Linked DNA regions of Homo sapiens: region 1 is linked to region 2. The links are chromatin contacts, found by Hi-C in ENCODE. All regions are on one chromosome and are shown on one strand. Each heading gives the region's core, a stretch centred on a gene start or an enhancer-like site at or near the end of the contact. The rest is flanking DNA. Distances are from core to core; before and after follow the strand shown. Region 1 has its middle 88 kb from the start of NGF. Region 2 has its middle 41 kb from the start of LINC01765.

Region 1 (5,797 bases), core at 1,842-4,341, 290 kb before region 2:
TATGACTGGTCTAAATGACCTGTGCTAATCTCATTCCTTTTGGCCACTTCGTCACATTGTGGGCAAGTGACTCATCTGTTCCAGCTAATGAAGAATAAAGAGGGACTTTTGCCCATTTCCCCTTCTTCTTGCATGGAAGGGAGACATAACTTCCATATCCAACATATCTCCTTGCAACAGCCTACTTGTGACCACGAGCCAAGAGTGAGAGAAGGAAGTCAGTACACTAGGATGCTGGAGCACAAAGGGAGAACCTAGTCCCTGATGGCATCTTTGAGCACCTGAATAAATGCTACCATCTACTGCCTCAGAACTTCCTGTTAAGTAAGATAAAAATGGTTTGTTAGGTTAGACATTTGCTTTTTAAAGGATGGGATATATGAGGCTAATAAATAGCTCCAAAAGTAAGGGCTCAGACACAATAGACACATTGCTTGTTCTTGAGTGGCTGAGGCTGGATGTTACAGGTCACAGGTGGTGGAAAGCTCAGGGACACAGCCAATGGAGGCCCTGCTCTTCATAACACATGGCTCCCAAAGTCATCTTGGGCATAGAGTCACAGTTAGTCAGAGGGGGATGAGGATAGAGCTACTCTTTTGGGAGGTTTTACGGGCCAAACATATGACTCCCATTCACATTCCATTGGAAGAACTGGCCACATCTAACTGCAAGGCAAGCTGGGAAATGTATGGTAACCAGGAAACCATATTCCAGCTTCTATGAAAGGATGAATTTTGGTGAACAACTAGCAGTCTCTGTCACACACCTGTAAATTGAGTTTTATTTTTCTTATTTGCAGCTGAAAGAATTTGTCACTGATCCAATGGGTCTGGAGATAGGAGAGGCATTTTGGTGGGTTATACAGAGTTTTTCTTTGACTGTGGTATCTACATTTTTCAAAACGTATCATATGTGATAGGTAAATCCAAGGAAGTGGATGACTTCACTTAGGAAGAATGTAGAGAGTGAGAAGAGATACAGAGATAGAGCCCTTTGAAGTGTTCACTGACCCATCTAATGCAGAATCATTCCTCCTTATTGCTGGTGAAAAGAGCAGTTCAGACATCTCAGTGGCCTATAGAGACCTCCCTTGGGTTGAGTAGCCTCATGACTCAGATGTAAGAATAACTCTATAGACCATGGTTGCCCAGATATTTCTGTTTTGGGTGGATTCTGAATATAAAATTCCAGCAGCGCTATCTTTGCCTCTGTTTTCATTCTTTAAGGTACTAACTTTGACAAATAGCTGAAAAAAGTCTTGAGTGTGTAGTGTGTTCAACTTCTTTCCTTTCCTGGTGAAGATATCATATGTGGACACCTAGCAACCTGGATCCTGAAATAATGTGGAAAATGCCCCAGGGGCTGTTCTGTTCTTTCCTCTTTCTTATCCTCTGTCCTATGGCTTCATATTTGGAAACTCTAACTTTTCTGGGTTTAACTACATAAAGCCACAATAGAAGCAACAATAAAGGCATTCACTGGAACTTTCCTCCACCAGAATCTACCTTGAGATTTGAATTTTCTTGAAAGGGCATCTCCATTAGACTGTGGTTTTTCCTGATAACTTAAGCCATTCTAAGGGGTAAATACGGATGACCCCACGATCTGAGCTGACACACCTTGTGGGCCTCATGATTTGTAGTGTATGCAGTCATGGGTAGACATCAGATGTCCTCCACCTGACTGGCCAGTGATGTCCTCCAACACTCTCCCCTCAAAGATCCCAATCACAGGAGCTAAGCAGGAAGAGAACATTCAACTGTGGGTTGGTCTGAAAACTTAGGGATGTAGGCACTTGTTAGCCAGAGCCTTATCTATTTATAATTCAAATAAATTCCACCAGGGCAGAGACCATATTATATACATTTAATTTTACTCTCCCACTCTGCCATACTATATATTTAAAAATAATGATAATTACCAGAGATGGAGTTCTTACTTTAAGCCAGGTACCATGCTATGTGTTTTACCTGAGTTCCTCATTTAATCCTCATAAAACTGTATTAGATAGGTAGTACTATTTTCATCATTTTATAGATGATGAAACTGAGACTAAAGGAATTAAGTAGCTACCTGAATAGCAGAGTTTAAAAATAATCAAGCCAAGATCCAAGCCCAGCAGCTTAATCCTTACAATAAGAATTAAGGTAGATTACCCTTACCTTAGATCACCTCCCCTTAATCCTTGTTGTAAAGGTTAAAGATCTATGTAGAGCGACTGAAGCCAAGCACAAGAAACAGCTACTATCTTTATGTCATTGCTCCTTCTGAACAGATGCAAGTCATGTGATTTTCTTATACGATCACATGGGTGGGCTGTCTTCCATCTTGTGTGATGATGAGAAAGCTATGCAAAAATTTCTTTGTTAGGAAACGTAGGGGTTTTGTGACATGGTAACAACTAAAGGCTTGGTGAACAGGCAATATCTGAGGAACATGGCCCAGAGAAATAAAAGGTCCCACCCAGTAGTCAACCTCCTGGCCGGCTAAGTTATAAAGCTTTTCTGATAATATTTATTGGCGTCCCTTGGATAATTAAATTGAATCAATTAGGTGTTATTGTGAGCATTTTTTTCTTAATAAAGTTTATTTTTCCAGCATAAAAGTAATATAAAGCTTGGAAAATACAGCAAAATAAAAAGAGGAAAAATCAACATGATTTTACTGCCTAAAAAATCCCATTGACATTTTTGTCTTCTAAGAGAAATTTTGTGTTTTTTTTTTTATTTGTTTGCTTTGTTGATAGCTTGAGAGACCTTCAAATTCCCATGTACCTGAGTCATCAAAATTTCTAAATCTGGTCAGTTCTTAGCCCTAGAGTCCCAAGAGTGCCATAAGATAGATCCTGGCAGGGCAGTGGCCAGAGGGGCTGGTCTGAACAGGGTGACAGAAGCCCTGATATCTCAGGGAAAAGCACTCAGCGTAAGCCAGGGTCGACCTTGTCCAGAAGGAAGTTTTCCTGGGCTCAGTTCCCACCCTCGTGGTCACATCACCGTGACACAGCAGGAAGTGGCCTCCCCAGAGCCCAGGTCTCTCACAGGAAACTGTTGTCAGAGGCTTCCACATGGGCCAGCAGTCCCTGCACATTGGGTTAGCAGCAGCATTCCAATCCACAGGATTTGTTCACAGGCTGGAATGCTGGCCTCCGGGCTGGGCTATGGTGCTTCCTCTACTTGGTCCTGATGCTTGTGGTGATACCTTGTGGTGGTGCCATAAATCAGCTCTGCTCTGTGCTTTCCCCGAGAGATTCCCAAATGAATTGCCACCCAAGCAGGCAACGTGAGATACCTCCTTTCAGATGTCACGTACTAGATGGAAGTTTGTTCTTAGTAGAGGGGGTGAATAGCAATGTCAGGCTATGGTGTTGGAGTCTATTCAGTTTCCCACACTTGACCCACATGTCAGTCATGAGCTAAACCTCAGAGGCTGTCTCCTCAGTGTTAGTGGTTATTTTTCCTTGGCTAGAGGGAAGAGCAAAGGAATGGGAACCCAGAAGCTGTCACGTCAGCTGTAGGTTTGCACACCCAGTGCTTGATGTTAGGCAAACCACCTCATTTCTCGGGGTCCTCGGCTTCCTTAAAAGTTTATTCTCTTAATTGGACAATTTATTAGCTGACCTTCCTTGCAGCTACCAATCCAAGAGCAATTGGTGTTCACAATAATGATCCTTCAACACTACAAGACCCTAAGACACAAGTGAACACCCTATAATCTTAGGGCTGCATGTGTTTTATTTATTCAGACTTGTTAAAACCTGGTGATCCCTGTGCATCACTTATGGAGACTCTAGTAACCGGCGTGGTGAACAGCCACGATAGAACATGGAATGTTAAGCAAATTCCTCATTCTTTATTTTGAGGATGATGCCGTGAAATGTGTAGCAAGAAAACTAGCAGGGCTGAAACAATACACACAGGAACATGGGCTTGTCATGGGCACTCCTAGGAAGACGGCTGTAGGCATGGGACAAAGGCTTTAGGCTGTAGAACCCAATGCTATGTGAGGCTCTATCTTTTTGCCCCACAGACTTACACAACTTCTGTGGCTGAAGAAGGCTCTCACCAATTCACTTTTCTGTGAATTGTGCAGTCACTTTCCAGTTGTCCTGTCTCATGGCTTTCCCTTTAATGTCCTGCTTCCTCTGTCCAGTTGCATTTAGCCCATGCTAAATGCACTTCTCCACAGGGCACATGAAGATGTGTTACAATGAGGCCATGACTTAGCCACTGGGTGGGCTGTGGGTCAACCTAAAACTCAAACTACACATGAAGATAAATGTGATTTGGGAGACAGACATGTGTCTCAAAACCACTATGCCATAGACTCGGGCATGTTTTGGAGTGTGATGTTTCATTCTTACTGTGACAGAATTTTAAATGGGACTTTACCTGTGTTTTCTGAGTTACACCTGAGCGCCCAAGGTGACAACTCCACTTTCTAAAGAAACTTCCAGGCCATCCATATTGCTAAGAGGTGGTTCTACCATAGTTCTATGGTTCTTGTCCCACCTCTAGCCTATACATAAAAGAAGGCTAGAGCTTGATCAAGGATGCTGAGGAGTAAAGATTTCCTTGAAGTGACTTAACAGTGTCCTGAGTTTTCTTTTCCCTTCTCATGGGGTTTCAGGGAAAGTGCTTTCTTGCCCCTTCTTCAAGCCAATACAGAGATTCTGTTGCCCTGGTGCTGCTGGAAGGCCACAGCAGAGCAGGATGGAAGAGTCCCTTGGAATTTGTAGAGCAAATACACCAGTGCCTGAATTGCCTCCAGAAAATTCTAAAAGAGAGAAGGCCACTAGTGCCGTTTACTAGAGTCAAAAGTGAACAAGGCACTGAAGTTGGGCAAGCTACTCTTTCAACAGTGACTGAGCAAGGTTGCTTTCTCCTGGGGCTAGCACAGATACTGCAGAAGATGATTGGTCTTGAATTGTCTTGAGAGGATCCTTCCTATATGTCTGCCCAGCTGGGGCAAATTAACCCCAGCACAAACCACTTGGTGCAGGCAGTGGCTTGCCAGGAGACAGAGTTTGCCAGCCAGAGACTGCATGGCCCATGTCAGAAAAAAGATTGCAGTATCTGTGGTCCCCACCAGAGCACGGACTCAGAAGGACCTGCAATTGAGAACGAGAGGCACCATCTGGGCACCTTCCAGGCAGAGTGCACTCACATCTAATTCCAGCAGCTCCAGCCCATAACAAAACACTTTGCTCTTTTCCTTTAATTTTCCCCTCTTTTGATCCCAACCATGGAGGGAAAAGAAGCGATAGACAGAGAGCTAGAGGGGAGACAGAAAAAAACAGAAAGGAAAGTGAAGTCCTCCTCTATGCAGGTTGCCAAACTGAGATCAAGCCTGATGGGGCAGAAAGAAAAAATAATCGTTTGAAGTGGATAAGTTGAAGTTTTGGTTTAGTTTGGATTTAATCCCTGAAAATTAAGAACGTTCACACATGAAACTGATCTGAAAAGCACAACGATCTGCTAATGACATCATCCAGGGCAGGGGGATCTGACGGTCTATTTGATGGGTAGCAATGAAAGGAATGTAAAGTTTGCTTTCTGATTCAACCTCTTCAATAAGCTGGTCACATTACAATTTTGGACTCAGACTTCTGATTCTGGGAAGAGAATAAATGTATTTTCCTCCATTCCTCTTGCTTGGTCCAACTAAAAACCCTGGATATTATGCGTAAAACAACAACAAAAAAGACCCTAAAAGGGTGAGAGAAAAGGGAGACAGACTAGGGACCTCATGATCCAAAAAATGACACAGAGTTGAGTTGCCTAGGCTTGCTTTCTGCCTC
Region 2 (6,167 bases), core at 3,486-5,985:
CTAGCATAAGACAAAACAATGAATGAGTAGAAACTATTAATGAAAAAAACTCAGAAACCAATGTGCATTTGTCCTTCAACACCTGGCTTTTTTGTGGCCCCAGGCTGCTTGTGGTTTAATAATGTGTGCACAGAATATAATCATTTGTTTGCTAGGGAAATTGTTCTTTGCTCATTTGAGGAAAATCAATAGGTCATATTTTATGGTATTCTGAAAATCCCTCTTGACTTTCAAGACCTCAGCCCCCTGCCTGGGTAGACTTGGTGGAGGGCACAGGATGTTGAGCTTAGTCTGGTTCCCACCCTTGGGCAAGTTCTTTAAACCCAGTTTCTCCAAGCTTCAGTTTCCAATTCTGTAAAATGGAAATAATATCAGGTCCTCCCTGGGGAACATTTTGAGGACAGAATGTAATCATGTGTGTAATTTGCCTGGTGTAAGCTAAGTGCTCAGCAAATGGTAGTGATCATTATCACAAGGACTAAATGAAAATACGTTTTGAACATGTCCAGCCCAATTCCTCAAGCTTGCAAGGTGATCCAAAAATACCACTCCTTTCCATTCCCTGCAATCACTTTCTGAATTCAGCTTCCCAGATGGCTGTTACTCCACATAAACCGTCCTCAGACTTCCCTGAGCTCTAGGAAGACACCTCTGTTCCCACTTGATACCACTGGGCTCCAGGGCTTCAGTGCCATGTGTAACCTCCTGCCCACAACCACCAGCTGACAGGAAGCTGAGGCTCGGGCAAAAATGAAGCTGGCGAGGGAGGGAGGTGTCCACATATCTACAACCCAAGCAGGTCTTCTGCTCACACATGGCATCCACCTAGGCCCCACGGTCATCCTCTCTCAGCTTTGCCTGCACCAGGCCCAGGAGTTTCAATCCAATGAAAAAAAAAAATTGTAAATGGCTCTCCCTTAAACAAAGAACAAGTCATCTCCATCCAGAAACAGCTAACTCTTGGAAAGACGCGGCCTGGGTGCTGCTCATGAGGTGTTTATCAGTTGGCAAAAGGACTCAGATTAAAAAGGCTCTTCTGGAGAGGAAAAGATGGCTGGCTGGGCAGGAGTGCTGCCCCATAGTGGCTCTAATTTTAGCTTTCTTAAAGTGAATCTAATTGTTTAAACAAGACTAAGCAAGCATGGAATTTGAGAAGGATAAGGAAGAAATTTAAAAAAAAAAAAAAGCAAGAGAATTTTTCCCCTAAAGACCCAAAACAAATCTAAACTGTAAGAATAGCTTTAAGTTAGTCATGAGAAAAAACAAATTCTACAGTGCCGAAAGTATTCAGGGAAAATTAACTTCCTCAGTTCAGTATAATACAGAGGAATTACAAAGGAGCAATGAGCCCAGAGTCCCCACCTTCACTTTGCTTTAGAGAAAAGAAATGCATAGAAAGTTTTCCAGCTCTAACATGTTTCTACTGAGAACACCAGCATCGGCCACTTCATGATTTTTAAAATAAGAAAATCATGGACTCAGTTAGAGCCCCAAGGACCTCACAATAGACCCATATGAAGGGATTTGAGGTGAGACTTTTAATTGATACATTCATTAATTTAGTCATTCAACAAACATTTTGTGGACATCTAGTATGTGCCAGGTACCATGCTAGGCACTGGAGCTACAACCAGGAAGCAGATAGAAATGATGCCTTTCTTCAAGGAGCCTGCAGACTCATGGAGCAGGAAGCTAATAAACCTGCCATATTGGGTGCTTTACAAACACGGAGGATACATGATTTGTTTTGCCCAGAGGAGTCACTGAGCTAAGGGACTGCTTCAGATGAGCGGTGACATTTGCCCTGGACCTTAAAGAGGAAGTAGGAGTTCTTCAGGAAGAGTAGAATCAGGAGATTTTTAAAGTGAGGCATAGAGATGTCCCCAGGCATACTATGTGCTGGGGACCTAATGGGGAAGAAAGACAGTTGTGCCCAGATTGCCAAAGCCTTATCAGCCATTCTCCAGAGCTAGAACATTGTCCTATGGGTATCAGAGAATTTCAGAAAACAGAATGACATCATAAAGAAAGCACTGGATCAAGAGCCAACAATCCATGGGATCTGCCAATCCCTAGCTATGTAGCCTTGGGCAAGGAACTGTCCCTCTTGGGGCCTCAATTTCCAACTCTGTCAAATGAGATAATTGAGCTAAATGACTTTTTTTATTATTCCACAAGAATAAAGTGAAACAATTTGGGGATAGAAGCTTGGTTTAGAAACAGATTGTGAAGCTCTCTGCTTGGGAAGTTTCCCCATGCCCCTGAGCCCTTATCTGGACCATGCACAACCATAAATGTGCGTTTACATGTGTACACACTCATTCACACCCCTCCAATCCATCCTCTATTTGCTCGCCACAAAGGGGTAGGATTAAAATGCTTCAGGAATCCAAAACCTCTGTAGGATAAAGCTGACACTCCTTAGCATGGAAGACAAAGCCCTTCACAGCTCTGCAGTCTCATGTCATACAACTTCATAACTAGACCTTCAGGATCCAGCCAGACCACCCCTCCCTGGCCTCAACTCCCCTAATACATTATTTGGCCTCACATATCTGCTCCTAAGCCCATGGTGCTTTGTCTGCCTGGAATGCCTTTTCCATAGCCTTGCTCTTGGTAAGCCTCATTGGTAGACCACATTTACTCTTTCAAACTTGCTCAAGAACAGCCTCTGCAGCAAAGCTGTCCTCCCCTCCCATGTCCCCCTCCTTATGCATATTTCTATCTATGCTGGGACACTGGATTGTAATCACTGGTTTCCATGGCTCTCTCTTCCACAGATGATGAATGCCTCAAGAATAAGAGCTATGTCTCAGTGACACTTGTATCCCCAGCTCCTAGGGCTGGAGACATAGAATGCCTAGACTTCTATGTAGCTGGCCATGGAATGTCCCCAGCAGATGTAAAACTAACCACTTGCATTTTTATTTAACTGTTCTGATTGTGTGCCCCAAACTACAGGATGATCTCTCAATGTTTTGGTGGGAACTGGAAACTTCTAGAGCTAAATTAGCTGCCAGAAAAGAACTGTTCACCGTAGGCTGGAGACCCATTGTCTCCTTCTGTGTTCCCAGCTTTTCATAAATGCCACTTCAGACTGTGGGATAGGCAGGTAGGAAGGTGGGCCACTCAAACTTGTCCAGCAATGTCTTGTTTTCATGAAGTCATAGAACCTCAGAATTGAAAGGGATCCTAGAAGCCATCACAGCCTTCCACCCAGGGCAGAACACCCCTACATTCCTTACAGGTGCTCATCCAAACTCAGTAGGTCTCAACTCATCCTGGTGAGGAAGCCTGGCCTGCTCTTGACTGGTTATTAGAAAAATGCTTCCTCATTTAACCGAGGTAATCCCAGCATTCCATGTATTCCTGTCTCAATAAAATCTCATTCAAATAAGAGTCTAACAACCTAGAGTAGGTGAAAATGCAATTCAAAACATGCTGGGAGTTCTCAAAAATTACTAAAAAACAATCATCCTCTTACAATCCTTTTTCCTCATATTTCTCTTTGGATCTCCTACTCGGTGTAGAGGCTCCCAAAACTCTCCCTCTTCTGACTATTCCCAACCAAGCCCGCAAGCAGGCTGCAGCCTTTCTCCACGAGGCCCCCACCCCCATCCTGCACAACTAATGATGGTGGATACTCTCAGCCTCTCTTGCTTTTTAATTTTCTGTTGTTTCCTGTCTTACCCCACTCCCCAGATTCTGCTCTACAAAAGGGATCCCAGGAGCTTCTTGAATATTGACAACACTTATTTTTTTAATTCTTTATAACATGTTGATGGAAATAGAAGCATCTGCATGTCAGGAAGCTGTCATACTTCTCTAACGTCTTTTCTTCTCCAGTCTACACCATCCCCATTTCTTCAACTGACCCTCCAATGGCACAGCTCCCAGAGCCCCAGCACTCCGATGTGCCATTCCTTTTGATATCACCCTTGAGTAATTCCCACAGTATTTAAAAAGAGATGCACAATTATTGTGGATAATAGTAATTATCCACAATAATTCAAGTGTGGTTTCACAACACATAAGACTGTGGAACTCCATGAAAAAGAAGCTTTATGAATGAAGCTGAATAATGCATTACTTTTACCACATTTTCTTAAAAAATAAAAATAAAAAGTACAACTCTGTTCAAAACTGGACACTAACTTCCCGAGGGCCCACCACACTCCCATAGGTAGGCATGTTGTGAGTGGAACGCCGATGGACGCGGGCCCTTGGCACGACAGGCGGGGCCGAGCACTCCTAGGAAGGCCACTGTGTGGGGTGGCTTGAGGGGCTCTAGGGAAACCCCATCCTTCCCATCAAAAATATCCCCACCACCAGGACACATCACTGTCCCATGTCACTCAAAGGCATTAAAAGCAATTGGTAAGTCGCAACTAACCCAACAGGAGGAAGACACCCTCAGGAATGGGCATTAATTAGGGTCTTAGCTGAAGTTATTTCAGATATTATTGGCTACCGCTAAAGGAAGTAGGGAAAGTTCTGAATGTGCCATAGGTGAAGGTTGTGTACCTCCAGGGGGAGCATGAGGTGAGGTGAGGTGAGGGGAAGGCAATGAGAGAAACAAAGGGTCCATGTGAAGAGAATGATGGCGCCTGGTAAGGAGACTGGCCTGAGCCGTAAGTGCGTCTGTGCTGCTTGGCTCAAGCTGCCAGCAACGGGAGCGTAACTGGTTTCACAAGGCTCCCAAGTGGAGCCACACTGCTCGCGGCCTCCAGTGAAGCACACGACCAGAGTGCCCTCTAGCGGGGGGAACGAGCGCTCACCACCCCTCAGGTCCAGGTATTAATAGATCAGCATGGACTTGAATTTTCCGTTACCCTGCTTCAGTCATTTGGTCAACAAGCATTGGTTGAATTCCCACTATGTGCTAACACTATGATAAACACCAGGGGAACATGTGAGTAGGCATGATCACCACTCCCAAGAAGTTTATGGCCAGACTGAGGGGGTAGGACGAGTCGGGGAGGCGTGGGTGCCAAGGATGCAGGCTTGCAAAGGCAGAAGGGGTGGATGGGCCAGGAAGGTCTTCCCAAGAGAGCAGACCCTCATGCTGAGGAGATGTTTGCTGGACAGACAAGTGGGGGATGGGCATTAGCACAAATTGGAGATGTTCTGTCCCCACCTGGAGAAAGAGAAGGTGGGGGTCATGGCCAGAAAGGAAGCTGGAGAGGGGCGGATAGGGGGAGATCATGGAGAGCTTGGCCTTCATTATAAAGATGACAGGAAGCCACAGAGGCATCAATCAATTTTGCAGATTTATAAAAGGATCACTCTGGTAAAGGGAGCAGCAGCTGAACTGCAGGGAAGCAAAACAGATGCCAAGTTTAAAAACGAGGGCCAAAATTAGGATCAAGATGAGGGAACCGCAAAGGGGAACAGATGCGAAGGAAAGAAGGTCAGCAGGACTTGGTGCAGATTGGGTGTGGAGGATAAAGGAAATAGAGGGGTCTCCACTGTTAGTGGAGAGGGGACTCGACTAACTCTCAGCTCCAGCTTGGGAGGCTAGCTTGATGGTGATGTCATTCGTCAAGCCAGGAGTAAAGGAGAAGGAGCAGGTTAAGAAGAGAGATGGTGAGTTCAATTCTGAACATGCAGAATTGGATGTGCCTGCCAGGGACACCAAGAGGAAATTCTGGGAGGTAACTGGTAATTGACTGTTTAGTCTGAAGCACTGGGAACTGATCTGGGAGTTGGCAGTGACCTATGGCATTGGAAGGGAAAAGCTCTCTCAAGGTAAGCACTCAACATGAAGAGAGAAAAGAGCTGAGGACAAACCCTAAGGGAAAGCTAATGCTTAAGAGGCAGTCAGAGAAACAGCAGCCCCGTGGAGACTACGGAGATTGAGGTGGAAAGAGAACAAGAAAAGAGCTGAAGCCAGAAAAGAGGGAGCTGCAAGAAGAAGGGTGTGACCAACTTCATGAAATGGCTACCAAGACAATGTCTTGTAATGAGTTGAAGAGTCAGTGGGCATGAGAGAGGGAGTTTGGTCTTGCCGGCATTCAGCTTTGTGATCTCTTCAATTTGGATTCTTAAAATGTCAGTTTTGTTTCACTCTACCGCTCTGTGTTCAGGACACTCAGGTAACTATTTCTTAGGGGATGCAAATCCTTGCTTTGGTAATACCTGTCACAAGACTATGAGAAGGATTCAAT

Evidence for each region. A loop is a pair of places that touch in the nucleus more often than their neighbours do. Pooled maps may share reads with other maps.
Region 1: a loop to region 2 is called in a map of ascending aorta, with 5 times the contacts of the local background. The contact joins two enhancer-like sites. A Hi-C loop is called at or near these places in 3 of 168 maps with a recorded cell type or tissue (PC-9, aorta and ascending aorta) and 6 of 50 pooled maps.

Annotation. Positions count from the first base shown.
Region 1 is chr1:115,423,690-115,429,486 of GRCh38, reverse strand. No RefSeq gene overlaps it. Among named protein-coding and RNA genes, the nearest start is that of NGF, 88 kb to the right of the region's middle. Within about 2 kb of position 3,091, at least 11 of the 41 ENCODE cell types and tissues checked have a DNase peak (open chromatin) inside an H3K27ac peak, as active enhancers do; they include ascending aorta, where a contact is called at or near this core.
Region 2 is chr1:115,137,664-115,143,830 of GRCh38, reverse strand. No RefSeq gene overlaps it. Among named protein-coding and RNA genes, the nearest start is that of LINC01765, 41 kb to the right of the region's middle. Within about 2 kb of position 4,735, at least 2 of the 41 ENCODE cell types and tissues checked have a DNase peak (open chromatin) inside an H3K27ac peak, as active enhancers do; they include ascending aorta, where a contact is called at or near this core.